Regions from separate parts of the Homo sapiens genome. Here region 1 is linked to region 2. The links are chromatin loops, found by intact Hi-C in ENCODE. Cell type or tissue: GM12878. All regions are shown on one strand. Each heading gives the region's core, and the rest is flanking DNA. Links, peaks and the distances in the headings are about the cores only.

Evidence for each region. Hi-C counts contacts between places; a loop is a spot of excess contacts. Peaks named below come from ENCODE experiments on the same cell type or tissue, not always from the same donor. Only the 100,000 strongest peaks of a DNase experiment are listed, where the experiment ranks them.
Region 1: a loop joins it to region 2, with 4 times the contacts of the local background. A loop is called at or near these places in 14 of 110 quality-filtered maps.

Annotation. Positions count from the first base shown.
Region 1 is chr19:13,717,160-13,727,412 of GRCh38, reverse strand. LOC105372284 (a long non-coding RNA gene) reads left to right here and starts at 3,019. Exons shown (of 7, transcript XR_001754028.1): 1 at 3,019-3,129; 2 at 10,174-10,237. In GM12878, for the core only: a CTCF peak has its summit at 5,954; no DNase peak of the experiment used is centred there.
Region 2 is chr19:13,857,609-13,867,861 of GRCh38, reverse strand. It overlaps a transcript of NANOS3 not described here. Among named protein-coding and RNA genes, the nearest start is that of MIR181C, 12 kb to the left of the region's middle. RefSeq lists a silencer at 1,833-1,922 and enhancers at 2,405-3,290, 5,490-5,739, 5,800-6,229. In GM12878, for the core only: a CTCF peak has its summit at 5,429 (motif pointing right); DNase peaks (open chromatin) are centred at 5,481 and 5,961; H3K4me3 peaks cover 1,164 bases; H3K27ac peaks cover 1,575 bases; H3K27me3 peaks cover 233 bases.

The sequences.
Region 1 (10,253 bases), core at 3,599-8,598, 140 kb after region 2:
CAGGTGCCCACCACCACGCCCGGCTAATTTTTTTGTAATTTTTAATAGAGACGGGGTTTCACTATGTTGGCCAGACTGGTCTCGAACTCCTGACCTCGTGATCTGCTTGCCTCATCCTCCCAAAGTGCTGGGATTACAGGCGTGAGCCACCGCACCTGGCCTTACTATTATTATTATTATTATTATTTTTTTTTTTTTTTTTTTTTTTTTTTTTTGAGACGGAGTCTCGCTCTGTCACCCAGGCTGGAGTGCAGTGGCGGGATCTCGGCTCACTGCAAGCTCCGCCTCCCGGGTTCACGCCATTCTCCTGCCTCAGCCTCCCAAGTAGCTGGGACTACAGGCGCCCGCCACTACGCCCGGCTAATTTTTTTGTATTTTTAGTAGAGACGGGGTTTCACCGTTTTAGCCGGGATGGTCTCGATCTCCTGACCTCGTGATCCGCCCGCCTCGGCCTCCCAAAGTGCTGGGATTACAGGCGTGAGCCACCGCGCCCGGCCCTATTATTATTATTTTTAAAGCGACAGGGTTTCCCTGTGTTGCCCAGGTTGGAGTGCAGTGGCATGATCATGGCTTACTGAAGTCGCTAATTCCTGGGCTCTAGTAATCCTCCTGCCTCAGCCTCCCAAAAAGCTGGGACTACAGATGCACACCACTATACCTGGCTAATTTTTTATTTTTGGTAGAGACGGGGTATTTTTTATGTTGCTCAGGCTGGTCGTGAACTCCTGGCCTCAAGCGATCCTCCCGCCTTGGCCTCCCAAAGCTCTGGGGTTACAGGTGCCATCCACCATGCCTAGCCTGACTAGTGGCCACTTTACAGTAAGAGGAGATGACAGAGAGAGATAAAGGGAAGATGGCCATGTGAAGATGGAAGCAGAGATTAGAGTGATGCAACCATAAGCCAAGGAACGCCAGGGGCTACCAGAAGCTAGAAGAGGCAAGAAAGAGCCTGCAGAGGGAGTGTGGCCCTGCTGACACCTTGATTTCTGACTTCTAGCTACCAGAACTGTAAAAGAATACATTTCTGTTGTGTTAAGCCACCCAGTTGGTGACACTGTTATGGCAGCCCTCGGCAATGAAAACCTTGGTAGAACAAGAAATAGCAAGAAGCTACATCCCAAGTGACCCAACACAAAGACGCTCTTGGCCGGGCACGGTGGCTCATGCCTGTAATCTCAGCAGTGTGGGAGGCCAAGGCGGGTGGATCACCTGAGGTCAGGAGTTCGAGACCAGCCTGGCCAACATGTTGAAACCCCATCTTTACTAAAAATACAAAAATTAGCTGGGCATGGTGGCGGGCACCTGTAATCCCAGCTACTCGGGAGGCTGAGGCAGTAGAATCACTTGAACCCGGGAGGCAGAGGTTGCAATGAGGCGAGATTGTGCCACTGCACTCCAGCGTGGGCAACAGAGTAAGACTCTGTCTCAAAGAAAAAGAAATAAAAGAGACGCTTTCATGCCCTTTAGTATCACTTACCTCAAGGTAGTTACCTGAGAAAGATTCAAGCTTGGATGTTCTCTAAACTGCTCCCTTTTAGGGTCTCTTTAGTTTAGTTTAGGTTAGTTTTTTCTTTTTTTTTTGAGACAGGGTCTTACTCCTCAGTTACCCGGACTGGAGTGCAGTGGCACGATCATGGATCACTGCGGCCTCAACCTCCTGGGCTCAAGCGATCCTCCTGCCTCAGCTTCCCAAATAGCTGGGACCACAGGCACGCACCAGCATGCCTGGGTAGTTAAAAGAAAAATTTTTTTTCGTAGAGACAGGCGTCTTGCCATATTGCCCAGGCTTGTCTTGAACTGGTTTCACGCAATCCTCCTGCCTAGGTCTCCCAAAGTGCTGAGATTACAGGTGTGAGACACCGTGCCCAGCCAGCTTTATTATTATCATTATTTTTTTTGAGACGGAGTTTTGCTCTTGTTGCCCAGGCTGGAGTGCAATGGCGCGATCTTGGCTCACTGCAACCTCCGCCTCCCAGGTTCAAGCGATTCTCCTGCCTCAGCCTCCCGAGTAGCTGGGATTACAGGAGCCCACCACCACGCCCAGCTAATTTTTGTATTTTTAGTAGAGACAGGGTTCCTCCATGTCGGTCAGGCTGGTCTCGAACTCCTGACCTCAGGTGATCCACCCGCCTCGGCCTCCCAAATTGCTGGGATTGCAGTAGTGAGCCACTGCGCCTGGCCCATTATTTTTTTTTATACTCTACTAATAGACTTTGTGACATTGAACACTAATGTGTCTTTCTCCCGGAAGCTCCTCCTTCATTTTCCTTCTTCCTTTTCGGCTCTTTCCATCTGTTTTGGGAAAGTTAACTTTCTCCTGTCTTGGAACACCCCTTGTTGAGTACCCTATCTTTGTGACTGTCTGCTTTTGAGTACTGCTTTCGAGAGAGAATAGTAGAAGTTGTAAGAGACGTACGTGACAAATTTGGCATCCTGGAACACCAAGAGGATTACCAGTTTTTTAGAAAGCAGCATGAATCAACCTCAATTATTCGTAAGTAAAATTAGAGTAGTTTCAAGCTGTCACTTCTTTCTGTCCTACACACGTTATTCAAATAAGTTGGTGGAAGAATGTTGTTTGGGTTTACAATAGGGAATTATGGGGACATAAATCTGGGTCTAAATTAGTGAAATTTTAAATGGGAAATTGCTTAACTCTTAGAGGTGGCAGAGTGTAGTGATCGAGAGGGTAGAGTGTGACACTGGGTTGTCTGGTTGGAGCCTTACCTCTGCTATTTCTTGGCTGTGGGACCTTGGGAGAGCTCCTTAACTTCTCTGGTCCTGATATAGTTTGGATCTGTGTCCCCTCCAAATCTTATGTCAGAGTGTAGTCCCCAGTGTTGGAGGTGGGTCCTGGTGGGAGGTGATCAGATCATGGGGGTGGCAGTCTCATGGTTTAGTACCATCCTTCCAGTGCTACATAGTGTGTGGGTTATCATGAGATCTGGCTGTTTGGAAGTGTGTAGCACCTCCTGCCTCATTCTCTCTTCTTCTCTGTCCATGTAAGACGTACCTGCTTCCCCTTCCCCTTCTGCCATGATTCTAAGTTTCCTGAGGCCTTCCTAGAAGCCGAGCAGATGCCAGCATCATGCTCCCTGTACGGGCTATGGAACCATGGCTGTACCGCAGGTAAAAGAGCCAGTGAAACCTTTTTTCTTTATAAATTACCTAGTCTTAAGTATTTCTTTATAGCAATGTGAGAATGGACTAATACAGGGCCTCATCTCCTCATTTGTTACATGGGATTGTCTTAGGTCTTGGCTCACTGCAACCTCCGCCTTCTGGGTTCAAGGAATTCTCATGCCTCAGCCTCCGTAGTAGCTGGGATTACAGGCATATGCCACCATGCCTGGCTATTTTTTTTTTTTTCTTGAGGCAGAGTCTCGCTCTGTTGCCCAGGCTGGAGTGCAGTGGCATGATCTCGGCTCACTGCAACCTCTGCCTCCTGGGTTCAAGCGATTCTCCTGCCTCAGCCTCCCGAGTAGCTGGGACAACAGGCACACGGCACCACACCCGACTAATTTTTTGTATCTTTAGTAGAGACGGGGTTTCACCGTGTTAGCCAGGATGGTCTCGATCTCTTGACCTCAGGTGATCTGCCTGCCTTGGCCTCCCAAAGTGCTGGGATTACAGGTATGAGCCACCACACCTGGCCAAACAATTCTTTCTCTTTCTAACTGTGGCAAAATATACACAATATAAAATGTACCATCTTAATTTTTTTTGGAGATGGGGTCTCGCTATTGGGAGATGGGGTTGCCCATGGCGGTCTCAAACTCCTGTCCTCAAAAAGTCTTGGCCTCCTAGAGCACTGGGATTACAGGCATGAACCATCGCCTCCAGCCCATCTTAACAATTTGTAAGTGAACAGTTCAGTGATACTAAGTACATCACATTGTTGTGTAACCAGCACCGCTATCCTTCTCCAGGATGTTTGCATCTTTCCAAGCTGAAACTCTGTACCCATTGAGCAATAATTTCCTATTCCCTGCTTCCTCGCAGTCCCTGGAAAGCACCTTTTTGTCACTGTGAATTTGACTACTCTGCCTATGAGGTTATGCATTTCTGGCAGGAATTCCACAGAAATGATGCGTCCTTTTGAGTATAGCCTATTAGGGGACATGTGATACGATGTGCTGATGTTCACTGTGATCAATTACAGCCTGAAGTCTTTTTTCTTTTTTAGAGACAGGGTCTCACTCTGTTGTACAGGGTGAAATGCAGTGGTGTGATCATAGCTCACTCCAGCCTTGATCTTCCACCTCGGCCCCTGAGTAGCTGGGACTACAGGTGCATGCTACCACGCCTGACTTTTTAAAAATTTTTATTTTTAGTAGAGACAAGGTCTCCCTATGTTACCCAGGCTGGTCTTGAACCCCTGGGCTCAAGTGATCCTCCCACCTCAGCCTCCTAAAATGCTGGGATTACAGTCATGGGCTACCATGTCCAGCTCACCCTGGGGTCTTTAGCCCCAAACTTTTGGGCTGCCTTGAGGGGTTGGAGAAGGCTGAAGAAAGCCAAAAGATGTGTGGTCCAGGCTTGAGGTGGGACAAGTAAGTCAGGTCTCACAGGGAACTGTCTCCTGCAGATGCAGAGAGGGGACTTGCGGCACCAGAGGGACTGCTACAGTGAGGCGGTGATAAAACAGCCCATTAGGCCGGGCACGGTGGCTCACGCCTGTCATCCCAGCACTTTGGGAGGCCAAGGCGGGCGGATCACCTGAGGTCAGGAGTTCGAGACCAGCCTGGTCAACATGGTGAAACCCCATTTCTACTAAAAATACAAAAATTAGCCGGGGGTGGTAGTGCATGCCTGTAATCCCAGCTACTCCAGAGACTGAAGAAGGAGAATTGCTTGAACCTGGGAGGTGGAGGCTGCAGTGAGCTGAGATCACACCGTTGCACTCCAGCCTGGGTGAGAGAGCGAGACTCCATCTCAAAACAACAACAAGAACAAAAACAAAACCCTGGCCCATCAGCCCACAGGGCTATTGTCAGGATTAAGTGCATTAATGCAGTGCTTGGTACGTAGCAACTGTTCAGTGGGTGTTAGCCAGTTCTACAAGATTTCCAACAGCTGGCGATATCATTCTGAGACTATCAAGTCGCTCACCACTCCAGCTTGCCTGGTGATAGTACCTTTATTTCTTGGCATTTCCCAAGACTCGGGAAATTCAGCAGGCCTGCTGGCACTGAGACCAAATATTCTATGTCCCTCAAGAAATATTTCATAAATAGGACAGGGCAGGGTGGCTCATGCCTGTAATCTCAACACTTTGGGAGGCCAAGGGGGGAGGATCGCTCGAGCCCAGGCGTATGAGACCAGCCTGGGCAACATAGCGAAACCCTGTCTCTGAAAAAAAAAAAAAAATTAGCCAGGCGTGAGGGCACACAACTGTGGTCCCAGCAACTTGGGAGGCTGAGGCAGGAGGATCACTTGAGCCTGGGAGGTAGAGGCTGCAGTGAACTATGATTGCACCACTGCACTCCAGCCTGGGTGGCAGAGTGAGATCTTTTCTCAAAAAAAGGAGAGAAATATTTCTTTTTTTTTTTTTTTTGAGACAGAGTCTAGCTCTGTTGCCAGGCTGGGGTGCAGTGGCGTGATCTCGGCTCACTGCAACCTCCCCCTCCCAGGTTCAAGCGATTCCCCTGCCTCAGCCTCCCGAGTAGCTGGGACTATAGGTGTGTGCCACCATGCCCAGCTAATTTTTGTATTTTTAGTAGAGATGGGGTTTCACCATGTTGGCCAGGATAGTCTCGAACTCCTGACCTCATGATCCACCTGCCTCGGCCTCCCAAAGTGCTGGGATTACAGGCTTGAGCCACCACGCCCGGCTGAGAAATATTTCATAAGTCATAGAACTAAGGAAAGTATAATAACTGAAGTTCGAGAACTGAGGTACACCCTCCAGCTTCCTCATGACCATCACAATCCACTTCGCCTCATGGGGCAGTCTATTCTCCACACTGCAGCCAGAGGGAGCCTTTGTTTTTCCTTTTTAGCAAAACTTTTCAAATTTGTATATCAGTTTTTTTCTTTTTTAAATTGAGCCAGGCAGGGTGGCTGTTTTCTGTAATTTCAACACTTTGGGAGGCCAAGGCGGTAGGATCACCTGAGACTAGGAGTTCGATACCAGCCTGGAAAACACAGTGAGACCTCGTCTCTACAAAAAAATACAAAATATTAGCTGGGAGTGGAGGTGCGTGCCTGTAATCCTGGCTGCTCGGGAGGCTGAGGTGGGAGGATGGCTTGGGCCCAGGAGTTTGAGGCTGTTGTGAGCCGAGATCATGCTACTGCACTCCAGCCTGGGTGACAGAGAGAGACTCTGTCTCAATAAACAAACAAAGTTGAACTGAAATTCACAAAACATAAAATTAAGTTTTAGGTTGGGCGCGGTGGCTCACGCCTGTAATCTCAGCACTGTGGGAGGCTGAGGTGGGCGGATCACCTGAGGTCAGGAGTTCGAGACCAGCCTGGCCAATATGGTGAAACCCTGTCTCTACTAAAAATACAAAAAATTAGCTGGGCGTAGTGGCGGGTGCCTGTAATCCCAGCTACTTGGGAGGCTGAGGCAGGACTGGGCAAGAAGAGCAAAACTCCATCTCAAAAAAAAAGAAAAAGTTTAAAAAGAACAGTTCAGTGGCAGTACATTTGCAATGTTATGCAACCGCCACAACATTTAAAAACAAAAAACCACACACACACACACAAAATGAGACAAGTTCTCACTATGGTGCCTAGGCTGATCTCAAATTCTTGGGCTCCAGTGATCCTCCCGCCTTGGCCTCCCAAGTAGCTGAGATCACAGGCGGCTAACCACCTCTATTTAGTTTCAGAATATTTTCATTATCCCCAAAGGAAACCTGTTGTTGGTAAACTTGTGTTGAAGGCCATAGCCAGAACCCCTATAGTATGGGGGTTTCTGGGGAGGTGTTCTACGCATGGTTTTGTAGGGGCATCCTTTGCTGTGCCCTCATATTATTCTACTTTGCTTTCCTCCTCTTCCCATTTAGGCCTGAGCTGGGTAAACAATTAATTGAATCGCTCATCGATTTGTTCATGGATGGTCATTTATTTTGTGTCAGGCATTAGACCAGATGGTAAGGCTACCAGGATGGAATCACTTGCCCTTGCACTTAAGGTAGTTTCATTTGATAGAAGAGGGAAAAAAGAAGGCTGGGCGTGGTGGCTCACGTCTGTAATCCTAGCACTTTGGGAGGCCGAGGCGGGTGGATCACCTGAGGTCAGGAGTTCGAGACCAGCCTGGCCAACATGGTGAAACCCTATCTGTACCAAAAATACAAAAATTAGCTGGGTGTGGTGGTACATGCCTGTAATCTCAACTACTCAGGAGGCTGAGGCTGGGGAATTGCTTGAACTTGGGAGGCGGAGGCTGCAGTGAGCTGAGATAGTGCCACCGCACTCCAGCCTGGGCGACAGAGTGAGACTCCGTCTCAAAAAAATAAAAAAGGTTGTCGGCTGTGTTGTCTAGGCTGGTCTCGAACTCCTGGACTCAAGTAATTTTTATGCTTTGGCTTCCCAAAGGTGAAAGGCAAAGTAATCCTTGCCTGCTATGGTTACAGGCACGATCCACGGTGCCCGGCCATATTCCATGTTTGATAGCAGAGTAGAATGACTATACTTAAAAAAATGTATTGTACTTAGGTGACAGATACCCTGGATACCCTAAATACCCTGATTTAATCACTATGCATTATATACACATAAAAAATGTCTCAGTACACCATAATTTGCACAAATAAAAAAAGTATTCCTTCTCAGCCAGACACGGTGGCTCACGCCTGTAACCCCAGCACTTTGGGAGGCCGGAGGGGCGGATCACTTGAGGTCAGGAGTTGGAAACCAGCCCGGCCAACATGGTGAAACCCTGTCGCTACTAAAAATACCTGTCACGAGTAAAAATACAAAAATTAGCCAGGTGTGGTGGCACGTGCTTGTAGTCCCAGCTACTTGGGAGGCTGAGGCATTAGAATTGCTTGAACCTGGGAGGCGGAGGTTGCAGTGAGCCCAGATCGCACCACTGCACTCCAGCCTGCATGACAGTGAGAGACTTAGGTGATGGATACCCTAAATACCCTGATTTAATCACTATGCATTATATACATGTAAAACATTTCTCATGTACACCATAACTTGCAGAAAGAAAAAAAGTATTCCTCCTGTCTAACTGCAACTTACACTCTTAGACAAAAATCTCTCCACTTCCCACCACTCCCCATTCAGCCCCTGGTAATCATCATTCTTCTCTCTGCATCTTTGAGTTCAACTTTTTTAGATCTCATAGAGGAGTGAGAGCATGTGGAATTGGTCTTTCTGTGCCTGGCTTTTGCATTTAGCATAACATCCTTCAGCATTTCGCTTGCATGCTAATGTTGGCCTCGGTGCCTGGAATTCCATTGACAGATGCATGCTTGTGTCTGACAAGCTTCTCCCCAGAGAGCGCTTAGAGCTGCTCTCCCGATCTGAGGCATGATGCCCACGGGAGGGCACAAGAGCTCCGTCATTACATCTAGGTTTTAGGCGTTGCCTCAAGAGGAGCCTTTTATTTATTTATTTTTGAGACAGAGTTTTGCTCTGTTGCCCAGGCTGGAAGTGCAGTGGCACAATCTCGGCTCACTGCAACCTCCACCTCCCGGGTTCAAGCAATTCTTCTGCCTCAGCCTCCCGAACAGCCGGGACTTCAGGTGTGTACCACCATGTCCGGCTAATTATTTTTATTTTTTGTAGAGATGAGGTCTTGCTATGCTGCCCAGGCTGGCCTTGAACTCCTGGCCTCAAGTAATCCTCCCCACCTTGGTCTCCCAAAGTGTTGGGATTACAGGCGTGAGCCACCACACCTGATCCCACCTGGATTTTTTTAGAGGATAAATTGTATGTTTAGTCTTTGCCTTAGAATGGATACAGGTGGGACTGGCTGGCTCTCTAGGCATTCACTCATGTAAGGATGTTTTCCCATGGGTTTTCATGTCCTTAGCAACTTTGTTCTCTTTAATGTCTTCAATAGCCCCACTCATGAGTTGGGAGGACAGAAATTAGGCAGAGATAAAGGGGAACACATTGATTTGCTTTCTCTGTAAATTTTAATTAACACAGAAACTATTTTTAGAAAAATCACTAAACCAATCACTTCTCCAATTACTTCTCCTTTTGCCCTGAAAGTAGTTAACGATGGGAAATGGCTTTCCCCTAAGTCTCAATTCTTTTTTTCCTCCGCCTCTGTTTCACTCTGTTATTCTTGGGCTGTCTGCTTTTATTTGACATCATGTCCACTCCTGGTCTTTCCAAGTGTTCTCTTTTTTTTTTTTTCCTTTTTCTGAGATGGAGTTTCGCCCTGTCCCCCAGGCTGGAGTGCAGTGGTGTGATCTTGGCTCACTGCAACCTCCGCCTCCTGGGTTCAAGCAATTCTCCTGCCTCAGCCTCCTGAGTAGCTAGGATTACAAGCGTGCACCACCATGCCTGGCTAATTTTTGTATTTTTAGTAGAGATGGGATTTCACCATGTTGGCCAGGCTGGTCTTGAACTCCTGACCTTGTGATCTGCCTGCCTCGGCCTCCCAAAGTGCTGGGATTACAGGCGTGAGCCACTGCGCCCAGCCCCAAGTGTTCTCTTCGATTGCGTCTTCATTTTGCTTTTCTGATAGTTTATTTGGAAAATGGTTTCAGGAAGCAGTAACAGGGATATTGGAAGAGGCAGACAGGTTAGGAGGAAAAGCCAATGAAGAGTGCATTATTGAGCTACTCCTGCAAGTAAATGGTGCAGAAAAAAAGTCAGAATAGTCCCCCAAGCGGATGAGGGTGGGGAGTGACACATTCATTTATTGACTCTGCACTGGTTGAGCGTTACCTCCTCGGGGCTTTATCTCTTCCTAACTTCTGGCAGCATCTGCACGCAGACAGCCTTCAATAGCTGCAAAAAAGCTCCGAGGCAGAAAAATGAGTTGCTGTGGCTGATACTTGAGGTGGGAGGCAGTCTGGGTGCATGGAACTTCTGCCACTTCTACAGGCGTTAGCCACCTCACCCGGCCCAGGGCAGGGATTTTTGCCTGTTGTGTTTACTGCTTGCTACATTCCCATTGCCTTAGACAAAATCTGAGGACTTAAAACAATAAATCCTAAAGAAATGCTTGATGGATCCTAACTGCTAATGCTTTAGTTCAGGTCTTTGTGACTCATCTGGATGCTGTCGAAGAGACAGAGCTGGACACCGGTTAAAAGTGGTAAAGACAGTTTTAT
Region 2 (10,253 bases), core at 2,920-7,919:
GGCATATGGCCACTGGGTTCGTGCTCATATATCTTTGTGGGTGACAGTGTCTTTGTGGGTGGCTAAGAGGATCCATTTTACTGTGAACAACTGTGTGTCCATGTGTGCAGTTGTGTTCTTGGGCGGGGGTGGTCTGTATGTGTGTGTATATCAAGATTACTGAGACCTGCTACTCGGGAGGCTAATGTGGGAGGATCATTTGAGTCTGAGAGTTTGAGGCTGCTGTGAGCTATGATCGTGCCACTGAACTCCAGTCTGGGTGACAGAGCCAGACCCTGTCTCAAAAAACAAAACAAACAAACAAAAATTTGGGCCAGGCATGGTGGCTCGGCGCTCTGGGAAGCCGAGGTGGGTGGATAGCTAGAGCTCAACGAGTTTGAGACGAGCCTGGGCAACCGGCAAAACTCCATCTCTACAAAAAATACAAAAATTACCCAGGTGTGGTGGTGCGCACCTGTTCTCCCAGCTACTCGGGAAGCTGAGGTGGGAGGATTGCTTGAGCCCAGGAGATGGGCCTAGATTGCAGTGAGCCTAGATTGCAGTGAGCCTAGATCGTGCCACTGCACTCCAGCCTAGGCAGCAGAGTGAGACCCTGTCTCAAAAAAATAAAAAGGAAACTGTGGCCGGGTGCGGCGGTTCACACCTGTAATCCCAGCACTTTGGGAGGCTGAAGCCAGCGGATCCCCTGAGGTCAGGAGTTCAAGACCAGCCTGGCCAACATGGTGAAACCCCATCTCTACTAAAAATACAAAAATTAGCCTGGTGTGGTGGCACGCGCCTGTAATCCCAGCTACTCAGGAGGCTGAGGCAAGAGAATTGCTTGAATCCGGGAGATCGTGCCACGGCATTCCAACCTGGGCAGCCAAGAGAGACTCCATCTCAAAATAAATAAGTAAATAAAAATAAAAAAGATTATGTGTGACCTGCTGTCAGATGTGTTTCTGCAGGCCTTGTACCGTCTGTGTGTGTGTGTATGTGTGTGTGTGTGGTGGGGGTGACTGTGGGTGACTGTGAGTGTGCAGGTGTGAACTTGGTTGGGAGGACACATGGATGTCTGTGTGTGTCCCAGGTATTGTGAACGATGGAGTCGGAGTCTGTGTGTGCCTGACTGATGGGCTTTAGGGATCTGCGTTTGTCATTGCTACCCTGAGTGACATGCTGTGGGTGAACACCCACTTCTGTGTGTCAGTGTTATGCGAAAGGCTGTGTCTATGTTGTAGCTGCCTTCGTTGGTGGCTCCATTTCTGTGTGACAGCCTTTCAATGGGCACTATCCCTGGATGTCCGAGCCCTTGTGGGTGACGTGTCTACACACGTGGCAGTGTTATTGTGGGGACTGTATGTGTGTGTCAGCATCACTTTCGACTGCGTATTAATCGGGGTGCTGTATGTCTGTGTATAGCGTGTAATTTTGGGGGTCTCCATCAGGGCCTTGGGAATATCTAATCGTGGCTGGCTTAATGCATCTGTGAGCAGTCCAGGGGTGTGGAATGGGTAGGGAAAGAGATGGGGGGAGGGGAACCGAAGTGTGGGACCGTGGGGGGGACGTCTCAGTCCCTATCAGCCAATGAGGTGTCTTTTCCACCCCCCCACCCCCAGCCTGCCCTCCAGGGCAGGTCGCCGTGAAAGGCGCCCTGTAGCTTTAAAAGGGCTCCCCGGCAGTGGGATTCGGGGCCATTTTCCCTTTTTATGGCCAGTTTTGGAGGGCGGGTTCCTGTTCGCAAACCTTGGCCCCAGTAAATACCCTGCAGCTGCTGCCGGTAATGACAGGCCGGAGGGGCGGCCCGCGCAGGGCGCCAGGGCTTCCGGAGGTGGCGCGGCTGCAGCACCCCCAGCCCGCGGCCAGGCCTGAGCGGGGCCCCCGCCAGGATCGGTCTCCGCAGGCCCGAGCGCCCATGAACTTGGCCGGAGCAGCCTTCACGAACGCGCGCGCGCCGGGCCGTACTCTCTTCTGGCATTCGATTTCCGAGCGCCCCACCCGCCCCGCGCCCCCAAGAACAAAGCTCGCCGCCGCCCCGGCCCGTGGCCTCCCCGCGCGCGGTCAGGTGTCGGGCGGTCGGGGCGCCGCTGTCCCCACGCCCCCCATCGCGCGTCCCCGCCCCGCGAGGGCATCTCCGCTTGCCCTCCCCCTGGCGGCCCCGGCTCCGGGACTCGGGGGTCTGTCCCCTTTGCAGAGTCCGACCCTCCCGGCGCCCCCTCTCCGGAAAGGCGAGACGCAGAGATGCCGCCGGGGCCTCCCCGCCCCCCTTCCAAGCCCCAACAACAATGGAGGGCCGGGCCGCAGAGGCCGGGGCGCCCGCCCCGGGGCTGCGAGCAGGTGCGCGAGGGGGCTGCGGCCGCGTCCCGCCCCGCCCCGCCGCGCCCCCTGCCCGCGGGCGGCCCCCGCCCCGCCCGTGCCCCCGGCCCGCCCGGCGCCCGCGCTCACCTCGATTGGGGCCGCCGCCGCATTTCCCCCTCTTCTTTCCAAAACCCGCCCGGAAAAGCCCCCCGGGCCCGAGGCGCCTGCACGGGAAATTGCATTTCGGCGGCTCCGGGGCAGGGCGGGGGCTCCCTAGGCCGTGGGCGGGGGGGGGGAGGGGGCCGCGGGGCTCCGGCGCCGGCTCGAACCCGTGGCCGCCGCCGCCCGCCCGCCTGTCTGTCTCGGTGACGTGCCCGCGCTCCCCGCTGCCGCCGCCCCCTCCCTCCTCCCCGCGCCGCGCCGGGCGGTGGGTCCAGCCGCGGCCGTGCGCGTCCCGAGGCCTCCTGCCAGGCGCACCGGGACGCACTCGGGGGATGCCCGTGGGTCTCCAAAACGCAGCTCCCGGGGCCCGCGCGGGGGAATCAGGGACACGGGGGCGCGGGCGGGCACACGCAGGGACCCAGACGCACGCAGACCTCAAAGGCGCCGGGGGGAGCACACGCGCACAAAGGCACGCGGGCCACAGACATAGGGAACGGTGTGCAGGGGGCTGCGAGACACACACCCAAGGGAGGGGGTGGCGGGACGTGCGGGCGTGCCGGGCCGCACGAGGGTGGTCATAAAACCCAGCTACACACAGAGGGACACCCGGGGGCACCAGACACATGCAAGGTACACAGACACACCACATTCAGGACAGGAGGGAAGGTCCTTAGAACCGAAATATGCAGAAACGCGGCTGAACCCCGGGCACGCACAGCTCACACAAGACACACGGACACGCAGGAGATCACAGACGCACTGGGGTATCCACAGACCTGAGATATACCCCCCAACATACACACACAGTACCCCAGGTACACAGCCACAGGAGCACCGTGACACACACAAAATAACCTAATACATGGATATAGACATAGAACCAGAACACACCCATGGAGACACAGATCCACAAAGTTCACAGACACACACATATATGCACAGCCACTCGGGTCAAATGGACCAGTCGCAGAGGCAGAGAAACACAGCCAACAGCCACATGCACAAGACCCCCAGCAGGTCCCAGAGCCACAGGGGTCCACATGGACACACGCAATTCAGGGGCACGTGGGGATGTGTACCTGGGACCATGAGGCACAAGCATATATACAGGCCAGGTGCACAGACCACATGCAAGCTGTACAAAGGATGGGGCTCCCCGGATCTCCCAAAGATCCTTGCACAGACGGTACTCCTCCCCAGACATCCCCCCTCCCCCTGCCCAGGTATAAGAGCATGCACAAGGCTGGAATGATCGTACCCTGGCTGAGGCTCCACACACTGCCCCTGCCCGCAGTGGCCACCGCGGCTGGTAGAGGAAGGTCACATCAGGGCAAACCATGGCGCCAGGCAGCCTCCCATTGGCCCGGGCTGAGCTGACAGATTTCTCATTCTGTTTATTTATCCCCCACCCCAGTCTGAGAGGGGGATGGAGAAACCTTTGACTGGCCCCCTTCCAAGCCCAGACCTTAACCCTTATGGGGCCATGGCCCTTCCCCACCTGATCGCGCACCCCTCACTTCCTTTCAGCCTCCTCCACCACAGTCCTGCCTCAGTTTCTCCTTGACAGGTTCACCCTCCCACATCGTCCAGCTGCCTTCAGGTCTCAGCCCAGAAAGTCTGGTTCCAGGTCCAGGAGAGTGGATGTCTCCAGGACCACTCCCCCGACCCCCAACCCCACCAAAGGTTAGAGGGGCCAGCTGTAGTCTACACCTAACCTCTCCCAAAGGAAGTCTTCTCCCAGAGTGGGGATGGAGAGACACGTGCAGGGGAGAGAATGGGAGTTCATTGCAATCTAGTAATCATACCTCCATGGGGTTGGGGGGGGCCAGTCAGCTCTGTTGATGGCCCTCCTGTGCCGCCCGCCCCCCTGCCGGCCAGCCCTTCTTACAGAAAAGAGGCAAGGGGGGCCGGGCACAGTGGCTCAAGCCTGTAATCCCAGCACTTTGGGAGGCCGAGGCAGGAGAATCGCTTGAGGCCAGGAGTTCAAGACCAGTCTGGGCAACACAGCGAGACACTGTCTCTACAAAAATAAAATTAAAAAAAAAATTAGCTGGGTGTGGTGGTGAGCGCCTATAGTCCCAGCTACTTGGGAGGCTGAAGCAAAAGGATCCGTTGAGCCCAGGAGTTCAAGGCTACAATGAGCTATGATGGTGCCACTGTACTCCAGCCTGTGCAACAGACAGAGACTTCATCTCTAAAAAAAAGAGCGTATTGGGGAAAGAGTTCCTCTCTTAGAAAAAGAGGCGGAAGGGGTTGGGGAGGGACTTGCTTTGGAATATGCAACATTCACATTTATTCATTCACTCATTCATCCACTCATAGACGTGTATGAGCCTCGTCTCCCATCCAGACCAGAGCAACCCTTGAGGCAGGGACTATTCTCTTTAGAAGGGTGGGCCCAGGGTAGAGTTCTCCCCAGCTGTATCTTCGAACCTTCTTCCTGGTCCCAGGAATGCCTATCATCATCTCAGATTCTTCCCAGCAGGCCAATGAAGTGAATACTGCCCTTTCCACAGATGGGCAACCGAGGCCCAGATGGGGCCTGCCCTTGCCCAAGGTGGTACCGCCTGTAAGAGGCAGGGCTGGGGCCAGGCGTGGTGGCTCACACCTGTAATCACAGCATTTTGGGAGGCCGAGGCGGGCGGATCACGAGGTCAGGAGTTCGAGACCAGCCTGACCAACATGGTGAAATCTCTTCTCTACTAAAAACACAAAAATTAGCCGGGCGTGGTGGCACGCGCCTATAATCCCAGCTACTCAGGAAGCTAAAGCATGAGAATCACTTGAACCCGGGAGGCGGAGGTTGCAGTGAGCCGAGATTGTGCCACTGCACTCCAGCCTGGGCCACAGAGCGAGACTCCGTCTCAAAAAAAAAGAAAAAAGAAAAAAAAAAGGCAGAGCTGGAATTCTTTCTGTGCGAGGCCTTTCCCCCCGTCTCTTCTCCAGGACCGGCCAGCTGTCCTGCTCGCTGAATTTCCTGCAGCCACCAGCAGGGGGCAGCAGAGTCCAGCGCCCTCCCAGCTGTGGAGGCCGGCGGGACTGATCTCAGCTCTCAGCGCAGTCTCCTCCCCCTCCTCCCCGCCACCTCCCACTCCACGGTAGCTGAGGACTCTGCCTGGACACCCCAGGCTGGAGCCTCCACTGCTCAAATGCAGAGTCCCCAGAAGGAAGGGCCCCTTCTTAAATAAAGCCCCCTAGAAGTGCCGTCCACACAAATGTCCAACTCACTCGGTGTTTCTCTACGTCTAACTCTCCTTCTTGCTGCAACGCATTTGCCGGGGCGGGCGGCCTCTGCATTCCTGAACTGGGTCAGACCAGGAGAGAGGATTCCTGGATCCTGGCCCAGTGGCCAATCCGCCCTGGGCTTCTCACCCCCCAGACTCCTCTGAAGATCCCCAGAGCCCAGCACAGGATGGGAGGAGCGGTGGGGGAAGCCCCAGCGCCCCAGACGCCTTAGGGCGTGGGAACTGCCCTCCCCCCTACACACCCCCGGTCCCCAGTTCCTGGGGCCCCTGCCAGTGCTGACTCATAGGGGGAGCCCAGGGCTGCGACACAGCAGCAGCTCTTCCTGAACCTCTCCCTGGGAGATTTCACCTCCTGTCCCCTTGGGGGTCTCCGTGGGGACCCAAGGTGGGTGTAAGAGCCAGGCAGCCCTTCTCAACTCCATCAGCCCGGAACTCCAGCCCCCGAAGTCCCCCAAGGCTGTGGCCATTGGACACTGGGTGGATGTGTCAGGCCGTGGGGGTCTTCGGAGGTGCCCCTGTATACTCAGATGTGGGTGTAGTTTGCACACTCAGGCATCGACCGAGAGAAAGCCCCGAGGAGGCAAAGCCTAGGCCATGTGGGTGCTTTCCTCCGCACCCCACCAGAGTCTGGGCAGGGACACTTCAGGGCCAGAACGAAGCCCTGGGCTCAGAGCTCATTTCCTCAACTGCAAACGGTCTCCCGCCATCTTCCCGGTCTCCGGAAATGGCAGCTCCATCCTCCCAGCTGCTCAGACAAAAACTTTTATTAACAGATGCAACCCATTAACAATTTTGCTTACTGTCCTTTTTTTTTTTTTCTTCTGAAACAGGGTCTGGCTCTATCGCCCAGGCTGGAGTACAGTGGCACGATCTCTGCTCACTGTATCCTCCGCCTCCCGGATTCAAGCCATCCTCCCATTTCTTTCAGCCTCCCAAATAGTTGGGGCAACAGGCACCTGCCACCACGCCTGGCTGATTTTTTTGTATTTTTAGTAGAGATAGGTCTTGCTATGTTGCCCAGGCTGGTCTCGAACTCCTAGACTCAAGCAATCCACCCGTCTTGGCCTCTTAAAGTGCTGGGATTACAGGCATGAGCCACTGCTCCCAGGCTAGTTACTGTCCCTTCTAATGCATCCAGAATCCTGACTTCTCCAAGGCCCACCCTGGTCCGGCTTCCATCATCTCTCCCCAGAATTGCTCCAGTTGCCACCTCTCTGCACACCTTGCAGCCCCCGACAGTCTGTCCCCATCCCCCTAATCCCCTCCCCACCACAGCAGCCGGGGCGGGGCGCCTGTGAGCACCCAAGTCAGGTCCAGTCCCTCCTCTGCTCAGAACCCTCAATGGCTCCCACCTTATTCAGAGCAAAAGCCAAAGTCCTCCCCAGGACCCAGAAGGCTTTGCACAGTCTCCTGTCTCCTCTCTGCCTCACCCTCTCCACTCCCTCCCTCATTCACCCCATTCCAGACCTCCTCAGCTGGGATTACAGGCAACCACCACGACACCCAGCTAATTTTTTTTGTATTTTTAGTAGAGACAGGGTTTCACCATGTTACCCAGGCTGGTCTCAAACTCCTGAGCTCAGGCAATCCGCCCACCTCAGCCTCCCAAAGTGCTGGAATTACAGATGGAGCCCGGCCGACTCCCCTATTTCAAAATTGCACCCACCTTGCTTTCTCCTCTATTTATTTCTCACAACCCTGTCACCTTTTTTTTTTTTTTTTTTTTTTTTTGAGATGGAGTCTCGCTGTCGCCCAGGCTGAAGTGCAATGGCGCGATCTCGGCTCACTGCAACCTCCGCTCCCGGGTTCAAGCCATTCTCCTGCCTCAGCCTCCCAAGTCGCTGGGATTACAGGTGCCACCACCATGCCCGGCTAATTTTTTGTATTTTTAGTAGAGACGGGGTTTCACTATGTTGGCCAGGCTGGTCTCAAACTCTTGACCTCGTGATCCGCCTGCCTCGGCCTCCCAAAGTGCTGGGATTACAGGCGTGAGCCACCGCGCCTGGCCCTGTCACCTTTCAACACACTACATGTTTTACTACACATCTTGTTTCTTGTCTGTCTCCTGTACTTGATTGTCAGCTCTGCCAGCACAATAGCTGTTGTCTTTTTTTTTTTTTTTTTTTTTTTTGGAGAGATGGGGGTGGGTCTCACTTTGTTGCCCAGGGCAGTCTCGAACTCCTGGGCTCAAGCGATCCTCCTGCCTCAGTCTCCCAAAGTGCTGGGATGACAGGTATGAGCCACCGTGCCCAGCCTACAACGTTTGTCTTCATCACTGCTGGAGAACTTAAAAAAGGCCCTTAGTCAATATCTAGTGAATTAATGCATTAATAATCACTATGTTCCTGGCATGCATGTGGGGTGAGATGATGGGAAGTGGGGGAGGGACAAAACAGACTAGGAGCTTGCCTGCCACCATCTGGCAGGGGGCTAGTCATGTAGCTAGCCAATTACAATGAAGAGTTTTCAGTGCTGAGAGTCAAGGCCCAGCCTGGAAGATGAAAGTGCAATCTGGGAAGGCTTTTGAGGAGGTGACGTCTTATAGGTCCTTGATCAGTAAGGAGTTTGGATTTAAGTATGATGAGAAGGCTTAGGGATTTTTGTTTGTTTGATTTGTTTTTTAGAAACGGGATCTTGCTGTGTTGCCCAGGCTGGAGTTCAGTAGCACACTCCTAGCCCATTGAGGCCTCAACCTGGGTTTCGGCAATTCTCCTGCCCCAGCCTCCCAACTAGCTGGGACTACTGGCACACACCACCACACCTGGCTAATTTTTAAATTTTTTTGTAGTGACAGTGTCTCACTATGTTGCTCAGGCTGGTCTCAAACTACTGGGCTCAAATGATCCACCCTCCTCAGCCTCCCAAAGTCTTGGGATTACAAGCATGAGCCACCATGCCCAATCAAGGGTTTTATTATTTTATTTTATTTTGTTTTGTTTTTTGAGACGGAGTCTCACTCTGTTGCCCAGGCTGGAGTGCAGTGGCATGATCTCGGCTTATTGCAATCATCTCTCCCAGGTTTAAGCGATTCTCGTGCCTCAGCCTCCAGAGTAGCTGGGATTACAGGCGCCCGCCACCATGCTCAGCTAATTTTTGTATTTTTAGTAGAAATGGGGTTTTGCCATGTTGGCTAGGCTGGTCTCAAACTCTTGACCTCAAGTGATCCGCTCGCCTTGGCCTCCCGAAGTGCTGGGATTATAGGTATGAGCCACCGCACCCGGCCTCTACAAAAATTTTAAAAATTAGCTGGGCGTGGTGGTGTACGCTTGTGGTCCCAGCTATTCAGAGGCAGAAGTGAGAGGACTGGTTGAGCTCCAGAGGTGGAGGCTGCAGTGAGCCATGATCACACCACTGCATTCCACCCTGTCTAGAAAAAAAAAATTGTTTTTTTCAATAAAGATAGGATCCAACAGAGCTGGGATTAGGGATAGGTGAGTGACATGAGTCACACAAGGGCAGGACTCGGGCCTGTCTGGACTGCATTTTCCAATGACGTTACTACTGGTCACGTGGCTACTGAGCACCTGAAATACAGCTATTCTTCGAAGTAATGGCAGCCGGGTGCAGTGGCTCACGCCTGTAATCCCAGCACTTTGGGAGGCCGAGGAGGGTGGATACCTGAGGTCAGGAGTTTGAGACCAGCCTGGCCATCATGGTGCAACCCCGTCTCTACTAAAAACACAAAAATTAGCCAGGTGTGGTGGTGCATGCCTGTAATCCCAGCTACTCGGGAGGCTGAGGCAGGAGAATCGCTTGAACCCGGGAGGCAGAGGTTGCAGTGAACCGAGACTGTGCCACTGCACTCCAGCCTGGCAACAGAGCAAGACTCTTCCTCAAAAAAAAAAAAAAAAAAAAAAAAAGCAGGCGCGGTGGCTTATGCCTGTAATCCCAGCACTTTGGGAGGCTGAGGCGGGTGGATCACAAGGTCAGGAGATCGAGACCATCCTAACACGGTGAAACCCCGTCTCTACTAAAAATACAAAAAAAATAGCCAGGTGTAGTGGCGGGTGCCTGTAGTCCCAGCTACTCGGGAGGCTGAGGCAGGAGAATGGCGTGAACCTGGGAGGCGGAGCTTGCATTAGCTGAGATCGCACCACTGCACTCCAGCCTGGGGGACAGGGTGAGACTCCGTCTCAAAAAAAAAAAAAAAGAAAAGAAAGAAAGAAAGTAATGATGGCAAGAACCACAATTACTTTGCACCAACCTAACAGTTTGAATTGAGATGTTATAAGTATAAAATCCACATCAGATTTTTGAAGACAGTACCAAAAAACTGAAATATCTCATTCATAATATTTACCTTGATTATATGTTAAAAGGATACTATTTTGGATATACTCAGTTAAATAAAATCTTATTAAAATTAATTTTGTAGCCAAGTGTAGTAACTCACACCTGTAATCCCAGCACTTTGGGAGGCCGAGGCGGGTGGATCACCTGAGGTCAGGAGTTCAAGACCAGCCTGGCCAACATGGTGAAACTCCGTCTCTACTAAAAATACAAAAATTAGCCAGGTGTGGTGGCAGGCACCTGCAATCCCAGCTACTTGGAGGCTGAGGCAGGAAAATC